2 separate regions of the Homo sapiens genome follow, and region 1 is linked to region 2. The links are chromatin contacts, found by Hi-C or POLR2A ChIA-PET in ENCODE. All regions are on one chromosome and are shown on one strand. Each heading gives the region's core, a stretch centred on a gene start or an enhancer-like site at or near the end of the contact. The rest is flanking DNA. Distances are from core to core; before and after follow the strand shown. Region 1 overlaps NME7 (NME/NM23 family member 7). Region 2 overlaps ATP1B1 (ATPase Na+/K+ transporting subunit beta 1).

The links. Hi-C counts contacts between places; a loop is a spot of excess contacts on that map. ChIA-PET counts read pairs that join two places held with the same protein, here RNA polymerase II (POLR2A). Pooled maps may share reads with other maps.
Region 1: a pooled map shows a loop between it and region 2 (2.3-fold over the local background). The contact joins two enhancer-like sites. A Hi-C loop is called at or near these places in 1 of 168 maps with a recorded cell type or tissue (PC-3) and 3 of 50 pooled maps. POLR2A ChIA-PET finds 5 or more read pairs at or near these places in 3 of 52 experiments (H1, HEK293 and SK-N-SH).

The regions. Positions count from the first base shown.
Region 1 is chr1:169,284,599-169,290,563 of GRCh38, forward strand. NME7 (NME/NM23 family member 7) reads right to left here. Exons shown (of 12, transcript NM_013330.5): 7 at 2,705-2,810. Among named protein-coding and RNA genes, the nearest start is that of NME7, 80 kb to the right of the region's middle. Within about 2 kb of position 3,518, at least 2 of the 41 ENCODE cell types and tissues checked have a DNase peak (open chromatin) inside an H3K27ac peak, as active enhancers do.
Region 2 is chr1:169,108,913-169,115,223 of GRCh38, forward strand. It overlaps ATP1B1 (ATPase Na+/K+ transporting subunit beta 1), which reads left to right. Exons shown (of 6, transcript NM_001677.4): 2 at 2,458-2,586. Among named protein-coding and RNA genes, the nearest start is that of ATP1B1, 5.4 kb to the left of the region's middle. RefSeq lists enhancers at 4,067-5,266, 4,719-5,013, 5,019-5,661 and a silencer at 4,719-5,013. Within about 2 kb of position 1,524, at least 12 of the 41 ENCODE cell types and tissues checked have a DNase peak (open chromatin) inside an H3K27ac peak, as active enhancers do.

The DNA.
Region 1 (5,965 bases), core at 2,268-4,767, 180 kb after region 2:
CTGGCAATTTTTGTTTTTGTTGTAATTGCTTTTCACATTTTGTTCACAAAATTGTTGCCCATGCCTATGTCCTGAATGCTATTGACTAGATTTTCTACTAGGGTTTTTATAGTTTTGGGTTTTACATTTAAGTCTTTAATTCATCTTAAGTTAATTTTTGTATACGGTATAAGGAAGGGGTCCCGTGTCAATTTTCTCCATGTGGCTATCAGTTCTCCCAGCTATATGTGCAATTATTAAGGTATACAACTAGTATTTATTCTAGTACCACTTTATTTTATTTCACTCTCCTTGCAACATATTTTTCCTTGAAAAGGATTAGATCAGGTAAATTGAATAAAACATTTTAGGGTGTCAAGGATAAGCTTTTTAAAAAGTTGATGCCTATAAACAAGAACTTTTTCAAAATGTGAGTGTACTATGTGTGTTTATGTATATATGTATATGTACACAAATATACACGGGTGTATGTATGTGCATGTGTGTGTGTACAGGTTGAATATTCCTTACAGAAATGCTTGTGACAAGCAGTGTTTTGGATTTCAATTTTTTTTTTGATTTTGAAATATCTGTAGATACGTATTTGTGGAGCATACCCAATTCAAAAATCCAATAAACATAAACCAGTGGTTGAAAATGCTACAACGACCATTTCCTTTGAGCTTCATGTCTGTGCTCAAAAAGTTTTGGAGTTTGGAGTAATTTGGGTTTCAGATTTTTGGATTAGGGATACCACACCTGTGTAGACACTCACATACACATACACAATCTCTCCAGCTAAGAAAAATGAGTGAAACATAAAATCCCAGGTTTTTTTCCATAAATTTTCAACACCAGCCATTTCAAATATTACTATCACTTCCTATGGAATTGTTACTAATCATGTGCCATGTGACTTTTTTGTGGCTATTGCTATTAGGGCAATAGAGTATAGAGGGAACAGAATGGAGATTAAAAACAAACAAACAAACAAACAGGGTTTGCATCCTCAATTTCCATTCCAAATTAGGAGAAACAACTTAATCTCATGGAACCTTAGCTTGCCTATCTGGAAAAGAGCAACAAATTTACCTACTTGACATACTTGCTGTGAAGATTAAAAATAATGTATAAGGAACCAGTCTGCCACCTGGCACATAATGGTATATTCTCCATAAGTGTTTGTTATCCATGCTGCATGTTAGTTACTTATAATCATGGTCCTAAGGATTTACAATATACTAAAATACTTCCTAAAAAATTAAAGAAGTATTAATTATGCAGCAAGATCTTTAAGGCTCATATCCTTCCAACAAGTAATTCTATTTCTAGGAAACTAGCCAGAGGAAAAGATTAGAGATATCATCAAATATTTACGTATAAAGATATTCTTCAAAGTTTTAATTTTAATATCAAAACACTGAAAACAACCTAAGTATCCAAATACCATACTACATCTATACAATTGCTGTTAAATATTAAAGAATCTATTAAAATATTAATGAGGACTTAACAGCAGCCAGAAATGCTCACAAAAATTATATTTAAACAACAGCCTATAGACCTACATCTCAACCATTACATTCATGTGTAGCAGTGTACACACATGCACATACAAATGCAGAAAAAAATGATTTGGAGGAAATGCATCAAAACATTAACAATGACTATCTTCAGGTGATGGGAATTCAGTATTTTTTTACTTCATTTTTAATGGTTTTTTATTTCCAATTTTCTACTATATACATGGATTACTTGGATACTTAGGAGACATAAAATTTTAAAATCCAATCACTTCTGTATATTATTTAGTATATTCTAGTTTTTTAAGGGTGATCTTTTTAACCATACCCCATCTTACTTCCAAAAAGATTTGAGATACCTAACAAAAATATATATACCAGACTAAAATAAATAAAATAAAGAAATTGAGACAAAAATAAGAAAAGAACTTGCAAACTCTTTCTCTTTATATATGTATATATATGCAAACATGTATATACATACATATGTCAAAGAACTGTTTCAGATACAAAGAACTGAAGGAAATTTCTCCAGCCTTCTCAGAAAGGGTATACTAGAGGTATGGCAGACATTGTTTTAATTTGTACAACAGGAGTGCTATTGGCTGGGCACAGTGGCTCATGCCTATAATCCCAGCACTTTGGGAGGCCGAGGTGGGTAGATCATCTGAGGTCAGGAGTTTGAGACCAGCCTGACCAATATGGTGAAACCCTGTCTCTACTAAAAATACAAAAATTAGCTGGGCATGGTGGCATGTGCCTGTAGTCCCAGCTACTCGGGAGGCTGAGGTTGCAGTAACTCGAGATCATGCCACTGCACTCCAGCTTGGACAACAGAACTAGACTCTGTCTCAAAAAAAAAAAAAAAAAGTGCTATTGAAGTAAATTAAGTGAATCACAATTTGTGATTAGAAAGAGAGAAGGCAGACTAAAAGTCAATTAGCCAAGATCTGTAACAGTATGACTGAGCCTGAGCATGATCAGCAACTCAAAGAACACCTCCTAAAAATCCACAAAGAAAAGACAAATAGAGATTTAGACAGATTTTCCCTTATATTTTGTCACCTTTACTCAAGTGCCTTCAAAGAAAAAAAATGGAAATACTAAAAGTATACTTTATTTTCTATACATAAAGTACATCAAGAAAATAAACATTGCTCTCCTATTAACAAAATGTACTGAATATAGTGTATTCAACATACCTTCACTGACAGCATGGGGTTTAACAATGCAACAGGTACAATTAGTAAATTTAGCAGTGTTTGCCGGCCCACAACCTCCACTTGAAGGAAAAAACAACTCCATTTCCTAAAGACAGAGAGAAATGATTTTGACAAATGTGATCTCTTATCTTGAACTTACAAGATATTTCTGTGGGGGAGGAGAATCATGCAATTACTTTTAGAGTTTCATCATATAAATTTTTTGTTTCAGATTTTCTAAAAATGAGTTTTACAAAGACACACTGATTAAATTAACCCTGTTTCAAGACTTAGAACCAGAAGAGCATATAAAGAAGTATCAATCAAAGCAATGAGAATATGTGTCATTTTGTTCCAGGAATATAGTGGACAAAGATTTAATAAATTTTGAATATTGGAAATACCAATATAAAGTTCTTATTCTCCCCAAAGCATTAGTTAATTAGACACAAATTTAATTTTAAATTTTTCATTAAAATATGTAAAATAAAATTTAAAACTAGGAAATTTTATAGGAACAGAGATTAATATCAGGAATCTGAGAACTACAGCTACTTAAAACTAACTATAGGCCTAGTATAAAATAAAATCAAATGAACCATGTTTTATAAACAGATTCAGGCTGTGTTATTCACTTTGCATGTGGTTCACTAAAATGACAACACAACAATTTGAACTAGCCACAAAGATGTTCACACTAATCAGTTCTTTTAATTATTTAGATGCTTTCCTGTCTCTAAGCTTTCACTGCTATTATTTCTACTATTTCCTATAAAACCCTCTGACTCAAGCTCCAAAGAATCTTACCAATGTGTAAAGAGCCACCTCAAATACCACTTTCCACTAGGAGGCATTTCCTGATGCCTCCTTCCGGCAACCTTTGTTCCCCCAAAGTTATGGTTATTTGGGTACTTATCTTCCATCAAATCATAAATTTGAAAAAGAGGGAACTAAGTTGTATAGCTCTGTAGGACCCCTAGCACCTAAAACAATGTCTGGCTCAATGCAAATAGCCCTTGGTATACACAAGGGATTGGTACTCAAATCCCTGTGTGTACTCAAATCCATGCATGCTCAAGTCCTGCAGTCAGCCCTGTGGAACCTGCTTATAGGAAAAGTCAAATCTCTGTAGATGTGAGTTTCACCTCTTGCAAATACTGCATTTTCAATCCTTCTGTTGAAAAAAATCCACATATAAGTAGACTCGTGCAGTTCAAACCTGTGTTGTTTATGGATCAACTGTATTTATTTTTCATTAAATTTAAAATGAAAAGATTATAGAATGTGTTAATGTGCCACACTGATGAGCATTTTTTTAAACACAAGGATGATGAGGAATTATTCAAATAGTAGTGTATACACCTGAGCATTTCCAGTGGTAAGACACTAGAATAAAAAGTGTTCTATTCCTAAGATACCAACTGCCTTTCTATCATATTGCTGCCATTATTTATTATTCTTTTTAATCAATAACAACAGCAACTACCCCTTTTAGTCCTATACCAGATGCTTTGATTGCATGGTCCGAGAGAACCTTTATGGTACAGATGAAAATTCAAATACCTACAGGGACCTGGCAGATGATCAATGAAGGAATGAAGTAGAAGTGGTGTGACAAGAGAATATGATAGAGTAGCAAACTAGAAAGGGCATGCTCTTTCGAGAGTTCCCATTGGTCTGTTCCCTTCACAACAAAATTCAAAAGAAATGTCTTTCTTTTCCATTTCCATTTTTACTTCCTCTCCTACAGTCTCTTTTAAATCCACAACCAATTAGGTTTTCATTCCACCAAAGCTGCTCATTAAAATCCCTTACTACCTCCATGTTGCTAAGTCCACTGGTTAATTATTCTCAGCCCTCACCTTACCTGACCAACAGTATTTGACACAGTTTGTCACATCCTACACTCTGGAATGCTTTCATTACTTGCCTTTCTTCCTACCTCACTGGCTACTCCCTCTCAGTCTCCTTCGATGGTTTTCTCCTATCTAGCTGACCTCTATGTGTTGGAGAGCACCAGGGCTTAGTCCATCTTTATTACTTGTTCACTAGCAGTTTCTCAATGAATATTTGGGAATGACTGAAATTCAGCACCTAATAAATTCTGCATGTGCTAAACAAAATAAATATATCCACAGTGTACAAATGAGAAAAATGAGACTCAGAAAGCTTAAGTAACAAGCCCTTACAAGTTAGCAAGTGGCAAAGCCAGGATTCAAATCCAAGTGACTGTAGCTCCAAAAACCATGTACTTTTTCTATTATCTGTCTTTCCAAAGTAAAAAGCAGTGATAAATTGTTCTGTCTCTAGTTTAACAAATTATTTAACAATTAATTGACCAATTATTTTTGTCTCAACTTTCCTTTGATTTCTTTTCTCGCTCAATTTTTAAAAATAAAAATGCCAGCTTTCCAACTACCCAGATTTTCAAGTACCATATTTACCTATGCTGAATAAATATTTATTTATAAAGCATAAAGATTTTACATAAATATATCTTCTTAGTGAAACGTGAATAAGAGCGCTTTTACTAGGTCATTGTTATGGCAATTAATTCAAAGTCTTTATAAAACAAAGTCACAAAAATAATATCCAGGCTTCTTTGGGATTTGAGGGGCTAAAATATTTTGTATAAAGATCCTGTTCTTCCAAAGATTCCTGCTATTACTCTTGGCCTTTTACATTTTCCTAAATTCCCTAGTAGGAAAGAATAAATATTTATAGCTTTACAAAAAATTAAAAATTCAGACTGAATTCGAAAGCTTTAGGTATATAATTTTTAAATTTTTAAACAAATTATAAAGTATATAGTTGTACTACTTCATAAATTTTCACGCTGATAGGATTTCCTGGTAATTTCACTAAAGCATTTGTAATTAATCTATACTAATAATTTTATTATGATAATAAAAGTATGGCTAAATGGTGGCCAGTTAAAAGTTTCTCCAAAACTTTGTACTTGTAATAGTAATTTAAAATGAATATCATTTCTGTAAATGTCCCAAATTAAAACAGTATAGATCAATGGAACAGAACAGAGGCCTCACAAGTAAAGGCACACATCTCCAACCATCTGATCTTTGACAAACCTGACAAAAACAAGCAATGGTGAAAGGATTCCCTATTTAATAAATGGTATTGGGAAAACTGGCTAGCCATATGCAGAAAACAGAAACTGGACCCCTTCCTTTCATCTTATACAAAAATTAACTCAAGATGGATAAAGACATAAATGTAAGACCTAAAACCATAAAAACTCTA
Region 2 (6,311 bases), core at 274-2,773:
AGCCTCTCTTAGGTAGAAAAGGCGGCAGCAATTACCGTCTCCTACGGAGAAAATGCCCCTTTTCCAGCACTGGGCCCAACATGGATGCCCTTGGGGCGAGGGCAGGATGCCCTTGGCTCGATTTTGCTTATAGGTAGATTTTCACCAAGATGGACGCAGGAGACTCGCCTGTCACCTGCTGGAGAAATCACAGCATGCAAATCACTTTGTGCCTTCTGCCTTTTTATTAGGTTAATACAGACATTGGTAGGTTTTATATTTACAGCTAGGCCTGGATGCCTGCCTGTGACCTTTTGAAGGGTACACACTGTTTGTTTGTTCATTTGTTTGTTTTTCCAAAAAAACCTCTGTATTACTTTTTTTTAAAAGAAGAAAAATTGCGTGAAAGGGAGATGCCTCTGAAGCCTCTCAGCTCCCCTCACAGTGCCACCCCAGATAGTTGGTGTGACTTATCTAGCCTTTTTTTTGGCTAGTGGGGAGCCCCTGGTGGCCTGTGTCTGAGTGAGCCACTGCATAGGCCCCTCTAGTCCTGAGTGCTCCACTCTCTCCCAGTGACCTCACGGCAGTAACTAGGGAGATTTTATCAACTAACATCTCAGAGCAAAAAGGGAAAATTCCTCACTTTTCTTAGGATATCGTGTGGGCAGAATAGAAAGGCTGTCTGTTTCTGAGCTTAATCGGCGTACTTGCAAAATGACTTGTTTTTCCGTTGCTCTTATTTGTATTTTAAACTGTAGCCTCAATTATGTACCCTCTTATGTTGTTAGAATTAGGCATCTGGAGTCCAGGGAATGAGTATAGAGATGTTTCAGTTGTTCGAAGGGGCACATGTAGGTAAGGTAAGAGCACCAAGATGAGGTGGGGGTGGGGGGCAGCAAGAGGAAACTTGAATCAGGGCTACGATAGCTGCCTTGCTGACTGTTACACCAACTCTTGCACCTCTTAGGAGCATTCACTGGAAAAATTTTCCAGATCTCTTGACGTCACAGCGTTGCCATTTGCCTACTGCTGCTTGGATACAGAATGCAGCACTTAACCCTTGTCCTGCGGGGAGGGAGTGATTGAGTTGGGTGCTGTAGTTCTGGATTACACAACCTTTTCTTTCTTCCTTATCTTTACTTCTGTCTTTGCTTTTTTCCTTGTTATTTGCTTTTGATAGAGGAGAAAAAGGATTATGATTAAGCATTTTGCTGTGGTTTTGTGTGTTTTGCTTGTTTTAACAGCTCTGTAGCCTGATTTCCTTTAACTGTTTAGTGCCTGATAGGAAAGTTGGGCTTTTAAATGTATGGACAGGGCAACAAGGCTAATTCCTGCAGTTGTGTACCCACTCCCTCCCTGGCCCCCTCCTACCACATATACTTCTTTTCAATAATACTGTTTTTCAGTGGCTTTTCTCCAAGTACCCTGGCATTTTTAATGCATGAGATCTGGACCTTTTTAGCAGTAACCTAAGGCTCCTTTGTGCAGTCGTGCTTCTGACTCGATAACCTTACAGTTCACTTGTTCCCTGTTTTGCATTCACATTGAGTCGTTTGGCTGGCACAGGACTGCCAGGCAATGCCTAGTACAGCCTGTTACTATGCAGCTAATCAGGGAGATAATCCTTGTAAACCAGTAACTGATAGCCACCCTCATTCCCATCTATGTGTTGAGTCTTTTTTTTTTTTTTTTTTTGCTTTTGCAGCTATTTCAGCCTCCATCCTGTTGTCTTGTTAACTATGGGAAAAAGAAAATGCAGCCCAGCAAGTCAGTCATTATTCTTGTTCCAGTTCCAGAAGATGGAATTAAAATGTGCTGGTCATTTTCACTATAGAATTTTCTTTTTTTCCCCTTGTCTTGTCCTCCGAGGGGAAAGAGTGTGCTTTGTTGATAATACAAACCAAAGGGAGAGTGATAGTAAAAAAAACAGGAGGATATCATCACTGGGTTTCTCAGGATTCATTGCTCTGCCATAGCAAAATAACCCTCAGGCATCTGAGCATTTGGAGAAACAGCAGAGCTTGGATTGTAGTATTTAAATGTCAAGGGATATGCAAGCAAAGAAAACATAGGTCTCTAAGGGAGTATACTGTCATATTTTAAATTCATTGCATAAGCATCCAAACATAGCTCTAGATTTTATTGGTGATCTTCATGATTTTTTTTATAATTTTGAGAATAAAAAATATGGATACTTTTTTTAAAATTTAGGGAATAAAAAAATATAAGGATCCTAGTTCTAGCTGAACATTCCTCCTACCCTTAACCACCTCCCATACACACTGCAAGTGGAGGGCTGCCCAGCTTCTCGATTTTCACCCTGTGTCAGTGGGGTGAGGTGCACTCTTGACGTTGGACAAGGAAGAAATCATGGGACCGGGGGAACCAGGAAGGAAGCTTGTTCATCCGTGGGAAGATTAAACTTTCATTCTGAGCATATGACTGCATCACAGCTTTTTGTTTCTGTTCTTCTTGCAGTTAAGATCCTTCTATTCTACGTAATATTTTATGGCTGCCTGGCTGGCATCTTCATCGGAACCATCCAAGTGATGCTGCTCACCATCAGTGAATTTAAGCCCACATATCAGGACCGAGTGGCCCCGCCAGGTAAAATCCACATGAATAGCTTCATTTCCTTCAGAGATAGCATGGGTGTCACTTTTTCTATTGAGAAAAAATTCTTTGGAAAATTACTCTATAATGTAGTCTTAAAGCAACCATGAAAAGGGAAAAGAGAAACTTCTCTCGGCTGCAGCCAGATGTCCTACCCGCATTGCAGGCAGAGCTCCCACGGGTTGCAGACATCTTATTTGCCCAGTTCTAGAGTGAGGGTGAAGCGTCCTGGTTCTTGGCCAGCCTGCTACCCACCAGCTATGTGACTGTGAACAGATTGAGTTCTGATGGGGGCCTCTGTCTTCTCATTTTTCATATTCTAGGGTTTGGTTAGTGGGATCCTTTCCAGACCTTTTCAACTCTAACAGACATTTTTTTACTTCTTGAGGGGGGCTATGACTCAGGTAAATTCTTTTAAAAAAGTCACTTGGGCTCCTGTTTTAAAAGGTGAACTTATTTTTAGAGATGATAAGAAGCTGTGGAATGGGCAGCTACTCACAGGGAGAGGAGCCATGACTTTAGGGGTCTATTGTCCCACCTGCTGTTAATTTGCAGTTTGAGCTTGAACAAAGTCACTCTTACTTCTCAATATTTATACCCATTGATTTAATAAGCATCTCATTTGCCAGCTTTCTGGTCCCACTTTGTAGTTTAATTAACTGTCTCTTTTAGCTCTTAAAAACTTGGGTGAACAAAAAGATTATCATAAGAAATGCAAACTGCCACACGAGTCCCTGCTGTGACTTGGGTGCCATCAGTGTAGAGCTATGTGTGTCCACACCAGTCGTGAAAGGCCCATGGCCATCATGCCTGATGCTGATAGGACAAGGCAGTGGAATAGCCACAAACGTGAATTTACCATCTGGCTGTTGTAAAAATCATTGTCTGGAGGACCTAGAGAGAAAGTGTTGCATAACTTCCGGGCTCTCACTTACGAATGACCTTGAAGCTGCTGCTGAGGGATGGCAATGACTTGTCCCTTCTCTGCTTTCCCTTGGCAAAGGTTTAGTAACAGCTGTATTTAGGTGACAATCTTCAGATGATCTACGTGGCCCTGAGCAGCCTAGATCAAGGGCTACTGCCTGCCACAGGCTTTTCCTGCGTACCTCCTTGAATGTGGGAAGGATTCACAGAGGAAGATCTTCAAAATACGGAGGTGGCAAGCATTGTTGTGTAGCCCTAAGTCAAATAGTTCTCCACTGTAAGAAAAACTCAAAATATTTCCAGATAAATTTAGAGCTGAGGGATTGGGGAAGTGGAAAAAAAAAATCACGTAAGTAAATAACATAACTTAAACCTGCTTAATAATCCAGTTTCCAGCAACTGTTTTCCACAAGAGGTGGGTCTGTGGAAAGGTTGAAGCAAGAATTCTGGAGTATGCAGAGAAGCTGAAACATGTTTTACGTTGGGTATGGTGATAGGGAAGCATTGTGTCTTTTCATGTCCTCTTCTGCTAGAACTTTGTGGTACCATTAGTTGTAATTTTAATTGGTGCGGATATTTTGTTTTTGTTCTTTGTTATGCCATTTAAAAGTTATTCTTCCATCATGATGTGATTTTATAATTCTTTTTTTTTTTTGAGACAGAGTTTTGCTCTGTCACCTAGGCTGGAGTGCAGTGGCGCAATCTCAGCTCACTGCAGTCTCCGCCTCTCAGGTTCAAGCGATTCTCCTGTCTCAGCCTCCCAAATAGCTGGGATTATAGGCATGCACCACCATGCCTGGCTAATTTTTGTATTTTTAGTAGAGACAAGGTTTCACCATGTTGGCCAGGCTGGTCTCGAACTCCTGGCCTCAGGTGATCCACCCACTTCGGCCTCCCAAAGTGCTGGGAGGTGTGAGCATGAGCTACCATGCCTGGCCTGCTGCTGTTTTATAATTCTTATACTCAAAGCCAAATACGACTACAAAGTCAAATATTTTCTTCAGGAAATTTCCTAGATTAAAAAAAAAAATGGTCCTTGACTATATAAACTTTGAGGAGTCAGCCTTTAATGAAACTAAAAATTCTCTTTGTGCCCTTTGCAGAAAGGAAAATTTAACTTTGGAAAAGAAATAGCCAAAGGGCCCAACCTTGTAAGTAAGGACTTGGAAATGACCTTGCCTGTAAATCAACTGGCTGAAGTGCTCAGTCCTTTCCAACACCCTCTCACGGTGCCTCCCTTCCCTTCCTTCCATCCCCTTCCTAAAAGACATGTTCTTAGTACCTATATTTAGTGTGCTCACAGCAGTTGGACTGACCTGACAAACCCTGACTTCTCCAAAGGAATGCTGGTGGCTCATCTTGGAAAAATGCATTCCTGTCCTGTGGTCTGAGTCACAGGAAAAGTCCTCAGTCCTCCATCTTCCTTGTTCTTTGGCCTGGTAATTTCTGTCTCTTCTTTTCCTCATCCCTTCCCCCATCACCTTTCAGGAGAGTCTAGGCCAGGCCCCTCCTCTTCACCTGCCTTACCCTGTGGGGTTTTTCGGGGGCCTTTACCAAGGGACATGACATTCATATGAAAATGACAGTAACCTTGATCAGGCCAGGCCAGCAGAGTGCCGAACCTTGATCAGGCCAGGCCAGCAGAGTGCCGGCTGCCACAAAGTGCAGCTCTTGGGCCACCCCTTATGGCCCTGTGTTGCCTGAGGACCCTCCTTGGCATTTTTCAATGCCAAGGACCCTCCTTGGCATTTTTCAGAGTACGTGTTAGAAGTTTGTATTTTGCATAGGAAATAACTCCTTAAGTATGCAGACAAACAGTGTGTTTAAGAATACCCTGACAATTTTTTGGCTTCACATTAGTATCTTTAAAGCCTCCATTTTCATGTTTAGTTAAAGAGGGAAAATTGTAAATTTGAGTTAGATACACCTAGTGGGTGTGAAAGTTTGCATATGATTTAAAGATATAAAGACTTACTAATAATATTATCAGCTGAATTTGAGGCATGAATGCAAATCCAGCCTGACTGGGTATTGACTGCCCTTTGTACACCGGAATACCTTGTAGTTGGATCTCTTCTCAATAACGTGTGAATGTGGCCATATCAAGCAGTGGCAATTGTGCAGTGAGTGTATTTGGGCCTGTATGGCGATAATATTGGATAAACTGAGAGGCCAAACATGAAATCTGAGAGGAGAGACTAAACTACAGAATGGAAGTGAAATGTAAGAAAAAATGGTGAATGTGTACAGCTTCTTGGCCCTGAACAATGGTGGCCGTTTAATGCACATGATATTCCTTACAAAGTCGTGTTGCAGCCGGTGTGGTAGCTCATGCCTGTAATCCCAGCACTTTGAGAGACTGAGGCAGGAGGATCCTTTGAAGGCAGGGGTTCAAGACCAGCCTGGGCAACATAGCAAGACCCCATATCCACACACACACAAAAAATTTTTTTAAGTCTCCTGTTAAAAAAAAAGGGGTGGGGCCAGGAGTGGTGACTCACGTCTGTAATCCCAGCACTTCCGAGGCAGGCGGATCATGAGGTCAGGAGATCGAGACCATTCTGGCTAACACAGTGAAACTCCGTCTCTACTAAAAAATACAAAAAATTAGCCTGTCGTAGTGGCGGGCACCTGTAGTCCCAGCTACTCGGAAGGCTGAGGCAGGAGAATGGCGTGAACCCGGGAGGCGGAGCTTGCAGTGAGCCGAAATTGTGCCATTGCACTCCAGCCTGGGTGACAGAGCGAAGACTCCATCTCAAAAAAAAAAAAAAGAAAAAAAAGGGGGGTGGGGAATC